2 separate regions of the Homo sapiens genome follow, and region 1 is linked to region 2. A link is a contact called in ENCODE Hi-C or POLR2A ChIA-PET data. All regions are on one chromosome and are shown on one strand. The core of a region is the stretch at or near the end of the contact, and the rest is flanking DNA. Distances in the headings are between cores, read along the strand shown.

Region 1 (4,437 bases), core at 1,700-4,199, 45 kb before region 2:
AACTTTCTTGAGCCAATTGAAATCTCCACATTAGAATACTAATACTTTGTTTACATCTACTGATAAGACAGTAGAAAATAAGCTGGGTGAGGTGGCATGCTCCTGTAGTCCCAGCTACTTGGGAGGCTGAGGCAGGAGGATCTCTTGAGGCCAGGAGTTCAAGGCTGCAGTGCACAATGATAACACCTGTGAATAACCACTGCACTCCAGCCTGGGAAACATAGTGAGACTCCATCTCTAAAAAGGATTTTTTTTTGGTTGGGCGTGGTGGCATGTGCCTGTAATCCCAGCTACTTGGGAGGCTGAGGCAGGAAAATTGCTTGAACCCAGGAGGCAGAGGTTGCAATGAGCCAAGATCGTGCCACTGCACTCCAGCCTGGGTGACAGAGCGAGACCCCATCTCAAAAAAAAAAAAAAAAAAAAAAAAAAGATTTTTTTAAAGAGAAAGAGAGTAGAAAATAATTATCAGATTTTAGGCATAATTCTATTATTTAAAACTGTTCTAATTATACATGTAAAATTTACATATAAAAAGTTTAAATCAAGAGAGGCTAGGGTAGGTACATTTCATTTTCATTAAAAGATTTCTGCCCCTCACTCTCCCTTCTTCTCTCACAGAATGGCATTCTGGATGAATGGCATTTCTGGAAGAAAACAGGAGCAATTTTGAGCTGAGACAGATTTGAGACTTACTGGCTAATGATATGCTGACTAGGGTGTACCTGTGGTGGTTTGGAAAACATAACAGCTCGACAATACCTTGCTGAGGTTGGAGGGTGATGGCATACAACAAAGACCGTTTGTTTTATGCAGGGGTCAGTGGCCGAATGGAATCCAATTTGAAGGGACAGAGCAGGCAGCAGTAGTTTTGGATGCTGTGGGGACTAGATTGTAAACCAGAGAGGTGTGTTCATGATGGGATGAGACATACCATAGTCCAGCTCTGGAAACGGGGCCAGCAGTACCCAGGAGACAGTGCGGTCCCCAGCCAGCTTCCTGGGGTTCAGAGCTGGGCTCCAATCCCACAGAGATTCAGGAAGGGGGTACAACCAGGCACCAAGGGCCAGCTATGAACCCGGTCATTTTTAGTGAAATTTCAGTCTAAAATTTTAGATAGAAATAGTGGCTCCTTGGTGCTCATGTGGGCATCCAGGGCTTGCTTTTCATCATGGGGAGCTCAGGGGAGCAGATGAGCATCATCCCCATGGGAGAAGCCTGTAGGAGTGAAGCTGAGGCTGGGGAGGGGTAAAGGTTTCAGCCAATTGTGATGGATTTCCTTTTTTTTTTTTTTTTTTTTTTTTGTTTTTTGAGACGGAGTCTCGCTCTGTCTCCCAGGCTGGAGCGCAGTGGCGCGATCTCGGCTCACTGCAAGCTCCGCCTCCTGGGTTCACGCCATTCTCCTGCCTCAGCCTCCAGAGTAGCTGGGACTACAGGCGCCCGCCACCACGCCCGGCTAATTTTTTTTTTTTTATGTTTTCTGTAAAGACGGGGTTTCCCCGTGTTAGCCAGGATGGTCTCGATCTCCTGACCTCGTGATCCGCCCGCCTCAGCCTCCCAAAGTGCTGGGATTACAGGCGTGAGCCACCGCGCCTGGCCTGTGATGGATTTCACAGTTGGAGTCATTCTAGTCAGGATGGCCTGGAACTAAGAACCAGTGCCTCAGAAAGGAGGCCAGTGATGCGAGTTGATGGTACACAGGAGAGATTGCTGTTAATACTTTCCAAAGTCCCATGTAACATTTCTGTTTTTTTTTTTTTTTGGATGGAGTCTCGCTCTATTGATAAGATAGTAGAAAATAAACTGCGTGAAGTGGCATGCTCCTGTAGTCCCAGCTACAGGGACTGGGACTATAGGCCGGAGTGCAGTGGCGTGATCTCGGCTCACTGCAACCTCTGCCTCCCGGGTTCAAGCAATTCTCTGCCTCAGCCTTCTGAGTAGCTAGGATTACAGGTGCCTACCACCACACCTGGCTAATTTTTGTATTTTTAGTAAAGACAGGGTTTCGCCACCTTGGCCAGGCTGGTCTTGAACTCCTGACCTCGTGATCCACCCTCCCCGGCCTCCCGAAGTGCTGGGATTACAGGCGTGAGCCACCGTGCCCGGCCAACACTTTGTATTACAATCCCTATATGCTTTGTAAGAGCATTGCCCTTGTCTTTTTAAATCCTAACTGCCACTTACTAGTAGTATGATCAGGAACAAGTTAATTAACTTATCTGAACCTCAGTCCTAGTATCTGTAAAACTGGCATATCATTACCTAGCTCACAAGTTTGTGAAGATTAAATAAAATTCATTTATGTAGACTAAATACGTGTTGGTTTCCCTTGTCATGAAGTTGGTCCTGCTTTTCTCTTGATCACGTTCCTTTACCATTTTCCTGGTGTTATTTTGATTCTTTGATCATGATTACTATGAGGGATTATCACAGCTAGGTCCTACTCATGCAGGCAAGGAGGAGGAATTATTCAATCCAATTAATCCCAGGCTCTGTATCCTCAAGGAATGGAGTTGGTAGTTTAATGAAACAGATTACATGAATTCTTTCTATTTAACAATTACAGGTTTCATGACAACTTTTGAAGAAATGTATTAACTTGGGCCCAAATTGGTATATTTCTAAATATGGAGCCATAAAAACAGTTACATATGTCATTCTGAAAACAAAATTAAGGTTGTAGCTTGTTAAAAACAATTATGTTTTTTGTGTCTGCCCTAAATGAAGTTCACAGTTTATGGAACCTAAACACTGCAATTGTCTTATGGCAGCATTTTTCTCTTGCCATGTGACATTCACCTGTTAGACCTCATTATAATCATGAACTCATAACTTTGGCTCCAGCTCTTGTTTGCTAGTGCAGTGTTGAACTTAGATTAGATATGAACTCTTTGCCAAGCTCAGTGGCGGAGAAAGTCCCTACAGAATTGCAGGACTTTTGTTCTCTTTTTGACCTCTTTGCATTTTCTTCCTTATCTTGGTAACCATAGAAACAACTTGGAGAGGTGAAGTAGCACCAGATCCATTTTTTTTATTGCATGGAAGGCGACAGTTGCATCAGTGCGTTGTCAATGATGATTTGACCCAAAAGGTGATGGACTTAGAACGGCAACTAGCCTGGCTTTTAAAGGCGTTTGGGAACAAGGCGGTTTATTACCCCTGCAGTCCGTTCCTGTACTCACGCATCCCTGAGCCCCTTCACTTCTCCCTCCGCAGGCCCCTGGTGCCCGCCCCTACGTGGTCACTCTCTCGCACTTAGACTCCTTTGTCCTTATCTACTTCCGTTGATGTGGCTACCTCAGTGTCCTTTCTCAAGGTGTGCAGTGAATGTGAACTTTGGATTATAGCAATCTCTTATGAACAAGGGCACCTGATTCTCAATTTCCTGCTGTATATAAAGGAAATAAACCCTACTTCTCAGAGTTATTTTAAGGATAAAATGAGGGGGAAAAAAGGTGTGTTTGGCCGGGCACGGTGGCTCACACCTGTAATCCCAGCACTTTGGGAGGCCAAGGCGGGCGGATCAGGAGGTCAGGAGATCGAGGCCATCTTGGCCAACATGGTGAAACCCCGTCTCTACTAAAAATACAAAAATTAGCTGGGCATGGTGACAGGCGCCTGTAGTCCCAGCTACTCAGGAGGCTGAGGCAGGAGAATCGCTTGAACCTGGGAGGCAGAAGTTGCAGTGAGCCAACATTGCGCCATTGCACTCCAGCCTGGTGGCAGAGTGAGACTCCATCTCAAAAAAAAAAAAAAAAAGTGTTTATGTATATTTTATGTATATATTTCTAGGCATACAGTAGGCATTCTATAAATGTTGGTTTATTTCCCTTCACGTTAATCTTTCTCCTCTGACATTTCCATGTTCTTTTTATCTCCGAAATTGTACTGCTTAGAGTGGTGTCTGAATCAACAACATTAGAAATGACAAATCTCAGGCCTTACCCCAGACCTACTGAATCAGAATCTGCATTGTAACAATATCCTAGATGTTTCATATACGCTTTAAAGCTTGAGAAACACTGCTCTACAATAGACATCCTCACTTTTTTATGGGAAAGAATAACGGCCACCACTGATCTGATTCCACGCCTTGTCTGTTCCAGATGCTAGCTTCTTAACTGCGCTTTTCTCATCCTCACTCTGTGAGCTTAGCACTAATGTCTCCTTTTACCTGTGAAGAAGTGGAGACAAACGGAGTTAACTCCTTAGCCCAAGACTATGTATGGCAGACACAAAAAACAATGATTTTTAATAAAGTGTAACTTTAATTTTGTTTTCAGTATGGCATGCTTAACTGGTTTTAAGACACCGTATCCAGAAATACACCAATCTAGACTCAAATTAGTAAATTTCTCTCAAAAGTTGTCATGGGGCTGGGCACGGTGGCTCACGTCTGTCATCTCAGCACTTAGAGAGGCCGAGGAGGGCAGATCACTT
Region 2 (4,832 bases), core at 734-3,233:
TTTCCTAAACTTTGGCTTTGGGGTGTTGCAGAGGGCCCCTGGAGCATCCAGAAGAGAGGTAAACAGGATTATTTAACATGTTTAGGTACATGGAATTGACAAAATGATGTCTAATAGGTTATATTTTAGGGAATAATATTAACATGTTTTCCACAACTGTATGGGATGTCTAGGGTTCTAGTGTCTGAATATGTGCAATCAATCACAATTAAGGTTGTTATGCTGGGTTATTGTAAATCATAAAAATAACCAAGTTTCTTTGTCAATTGTGTTTCTGACAGTATCCAAACTGGACATTTTGTCATTTACAGATAATTGTTGTTTTGTTTTAATTCTCTTCAAAAGATGTTTTATAATCAAGCTGTGGGACTTGAACAAGTGCTCTCAAATGTGGGTTTCTCATAACAACAACAACAAAAATACAGAACTCATGAAAAGCTGAAATGTTTATAAATATCAAGCAAAACAAAAGTTAATAGAATGGACTGAACTAATGGAAAACAGAAGCAAGTTTTTGGCTTTTGCTTGGAACACCGCTAATCCTTATTTTATTTTTCAGAGTCAAGGAAACTTGTCTTGAGCTAGCTACAGCCTTTAACAACTAAGTAAAGTATACTCCTGTAAATAGGATTTGAAGCGTGTTTGTTTCTCTCTGCCTAGTTCCTCTAGAATTTGAAAACTAGTTATAAGTATTCTTAAATTACAACAATATAGTTTGCATCAATGCAACAAGAATCCATTTTCTTTTGCAACAGGACACAATTGGAAAAACTGGTTGTTTTACCAAGGCTTTGACTGGAAGGGTGTGTTCCCCTTTAAGGAGTCAGGCTTGACTTGTAAAGCCAATAAAAAGCACCTTAGGAAACTGGCCTCATACCTAGACTACAGCTTCTCAGTACAGGGCTCCTAGCCTGCGGTGAGTAAAGAATGTCACTTTCTAACAGGCCTAGAAACCCCATGCACCTGGAACCTCAAGAAGAAAGAAGTTTACCCAATTCGCATGTATTTAAAGGTTTCAACCCATTCCTGGGCTTGGCTTTAAAAGGTCCTATCTGAGATTCCTTATGGAAAAAGTTTCCATCAAAGCTGATCTAAAAGATGGTTATTCTTGCTGGACTTTATGCAAATAATCAGACCAAGTTTAAAACTAAAGTCTGTTTTGCAAACAGCTCAGTCCTACCATAAGTTGTTTTTAACAAAAATGAGGACTAAAGAGAGAAAAATTATGTTTTAAAACTTATACATCTGTCATTGGCTTGTAGTCTCATTAATTGTTTTTAAGTTCTTGCCTACATTTTAAACTAACCCTGTTTATTTCTGTCAATCTCTGGCTGCAGCTCAAAGGAAACAAAAAAGCATGGGTAATGTAAAAATCTGGAAACATGTTCTAGTTCTGGGCAATTATCCTACAAATACTGACAGGTAACCTATAACCCCAAGGTTTCCTTTTTTTCAGGGAAGGTGAGACCAAGGAAGCTAAACAAAGCCAAGCCCCATACACCCACTTACAATAGCACAATCCATTTAAATGGCTTGCAGGTATCAAACAAACTCAGTAGTCATGGTTATGGCCTATTGTGCCCCCATTAATAATGGCAGTCTTAATACTCACAGTTGAACCCTATATTCTAAGCCCCCTTGTAAACTTTATCTCTTCTCACCTAGAAACCACCAAGCTTCAAATGGTGCTTTAAATAAAGCTGAAAATGAAACCTCCCTTCTACCAGGAACCCTTAAATCAACCCCAGGAGGAGCCCTAGCTGCTGTTCCCCACACAATGCCCCTCTCCAGCAGGAAGTAGCCAGAAGAAGTCATCACCCAATTCCCCCTAACGGCAGTTAGGGATTCCATTTCAGAGGGGGGAAATATGTTATAGGAGGCAGAGAGAAATTATTTAGGTGAGTCCCTGGCAGAAAACTTTCCTTTTAACAAAAAGCAGCTCAGACATAGCTCCCTTTCTAATCTCATGCAGTTCAAAAAGTCACTTCTCTTCTAACAACAAGCAGCCTGAAAGAGCAAACAGTAAAACACAGATAAGACAGCTCCCACACAGAAGGAGCTGGGGAAAATCTCCTGGGTAATCACCAAACTTCACACCTATACAGTGGGTCTCAGTGAAACAGTGGGCCTTAATAAGCACATTCCTTTCCCTTTTAGGTGTACTAAGATAGGGAAGCTAAAAGCAGACTTGAGCCTGTAATCCCAGCACTTTGGGAGGCCGAGGTGGGCGGATCACTAGGTCAGGAGATCGAGACCATCCTGGCTAACACGGGTGCTTTCTGTATGTCAAGTGCCACACTATTAATTCTTTTTTTTTTTTTTTGAGACAGAGTTTTGCTCTTGTTGCCCAGGCTGGAGTGCAATGGCACGATCTCGGCTCACCACAATCTCCGCCTCCCAGGTTCAAGCGATTCTCCTGCCTCAGCCTCCTGAGTAGCTGGGATTACAGTCATGCACCACCATGCCTGGCTAATTTTGTATTTTTATTAGAGATGGGGTTTCTCCATGTTGGTCAGGCTGGTCTTGAACTCCCCACCTCAGGTGATCCGCCCACATCAGCCTCTCAAAGTGCTGGGATTACAGGTGTGAGCCACTGTGCCTGGCCTCACACTATTAATTCTTTTAATTTACTTACCCATCTTGTGAGATAGGTACTACTTTATTACCATTGTAGTTCCTGTTTTACAGAGGAGGATAGTAGACACACTAAGATAAAGTTATTTGTGAAGCTAACCACACACCTAGTAAGTGGCAGAGCTAGGGTTTGAACCCATGCCATCTGCCTTTGGAGATTCTAAGATGATAGACCCTCACTTTGGTATGACTTCCATCTGTGAAAGCCCCTCCTACAAAACCCCTCACTGCCACTCCATCCTAAAATCTAGATGGAGTCTCGGACTGACCACAAACTAGTTCACTTTTTCTCTTATTCCTTCCTCACAACTTAGACACTCAATGATCTTGTAGTTGCCAAAGACTAGGACTTTTTCAGTCTTTTTCTCACCACCTAATCTAAAGAGACACCTGTGGTCAGTTGGACCTTGTGGCTAACTCGCTGGAGAAATTGCAGTTGAAGTTGAAGGGCTACTCTTAACCTTCACATTTATCTTGCCCTGTTGATATCCACAGCACTAGGCATGGTATGTTCTTTGGAACACATGCCCAGTGAGTCCCAAAGTCACAAGGTTATTTGATTTATTTTATTAGCATGAGCTTGCTTATTGGCCCATTTTTAAATGCAATGTATTATGTACAGTTCAATGTACTATGGACAGGACTGCTTAAGTTAATTTGAACTAAATGTATAAAAATGTTAATGGTTAAACACTTTTTCCTTTTGAAAACAATTTTTAAAAATTTTAATTGTGGTAAAAACATACAATTTAGCATTGAAACCATTTTAAAATGTGTAGTTCAGTAGCATTAAGTATATTCACATGGCTGTGCCACAGATCTCCAACGATTAAGCACTTTTAAAACAATACAGTTCTAGGGGAGATATTACTATTTTTGTTAGGAAAGAATAAAATGTCTCAAATATTGTGAATTTAGACAACTGGAAAATATTGGTAGAGAACTTGGGAGGCTGAAATTGGGAAAGAGAAAATGTGGGAAGCTAGAAATAGGCAATTTGGGAGGTGGAAATTTTGGGGAGAGGCTATGGTTATCTCCGAGTTGTAGTATTGATGATTTTTTGTTAGTATTTTAAATTTGATGGCTTTCCTATACTGTACATGGGTTACTTTTTGTTTACCAGGAAGCACAGCTTCCTGGCAGGTGTCAAACAATCTACCCCAGCAATAGTTCAACAGTAGGATATTTTTAGGCATATTTTTGTAAGAGAACTTTTCTGTTCTTACCCAAGATGAAACAGTTTCAGAAGTTTGGGCACAAAAGGTTCGAGGAAGCTGCTGACAACTGAGGCTTCTCAGGGTTATTCAGTTAGTTCAGAAGATCTTGCTTGTATTCCTAGGTTTTCTGACTAGCTGGAGCACTTTGTCCAAGGCATTGAGCAACAAATTAAAACATCCTTTGGTGCCACCTTATGCTAAGTGGGAGAAACTGCAGCTATTTAAACTGATTTCACAATTAGACTCAGTAGCTTTAATCTCCAGGAATTAGAGAGATAAGGAACCTATTTCCCTCCCTCCCTCCCTCCCTTCCTCCCTCCCTCTCTTCCTTCCTTCCTTCCTTGCTTCCATTTTTCTCTCTCTCTGTTAATAATTTCAACTTTTATTTTAGATTCAGGGGTACAAGTGTAGGTTTGTTACATGGGTATATTGTGTGATGATGCTGAGGTTTGGGGTATGGATGATTGCATCACCAGGTAGTGAGCACAGTACATAGAATGAGGTAGTTTTTCAGCCTACACTCCCCTCTCTCCCGCCTCCCTCTTGTAGTACCCAGTGTCTGTGGTTGCCGTCTTTATGTTCATGTGTACTCAATGTTTAGCTACCACTTATTAGTGAGAACATGCGGTATTTTTTTTTATTTCTGTGTTAATTCACTTAGGATAATGGCCTTTAGCTGCATCCACATTGCTACAAAAAACAGAATTTGTTCATTTTTATGGCTGCAGAGTGTGCCATGGAGCACATGTACCACATTTTCTTTATCTAGTCCACCATTAATGGGCACCTAGATTGCTTCTGTCTTTGCTATTGTGAATAGTGCTGCAACGAACATACAAGTGCATGTGTCTTTTTTTGTAGAACAATTTATTTTCCTTTAGATATATACCCTGTAATGGGATTTGGGATTGCTGGGTGGAATGGTAGTTCTGTTTTAAATTCTTTGAGAAACCTCCAAACTGCTTTCTACAGTGGCTGAAC

Evidence for each region. A loop is a pair of places that touch in the nucleus more often than their neighbours do. ChIA-PET counts read pairs that join two places held with the same protein, here RNA polymerase II (POLR2A).
Region 1: a map of Caco-2 shows a loop between it and region 2 (4-fold over the local background). The contact joins two enhancer-like sites. A Hi-C loop is called at or near these places in 5 of 168 maps with a recorded cell type or tissue (Caco-2, Panc1, endothelial cell of umbilical vein and 2 more). POLR2A ChIA-PET finds 5 or more read pairs at or near these places in 2 of 52 experiments (OCI-LY7 and Panc1).

Annotation. Positions count from the first base shown.
Region 1 is chr3:182,759,488-182,763,924 of GRCh38, reverse strand. No RefSeq gene overlaps it. Among named protein-coding and RNA genes, the nearest start is that of ATP11B-DT, 32 kb to the left of the region's middle. Within about 2 kb of position 2,949, at least 4 of the 41 ENCODE cell types and tissues checked have a DNase peak (open chromatin) inside an H3K27ac peak, as active enhancers do.
Region 2 is chr3:182,713,447-182,718,278 of GRCh38, reverse strand. No RefSeq gene overlaps it. Among named protein-coding and RNA genes, the nearest start is that of LINC02031, 72 kb to the right of the region's middle. RefSeq lists cis regulatory regions at 3,012-3,101, 3,879-4,144. Within about 2 kb of position 1,983, at least 2 of the 41 ENCODE cell types and tissues checked have a DNase peak (open chromatin) inside an H3K27ac peak, as active enhancers do.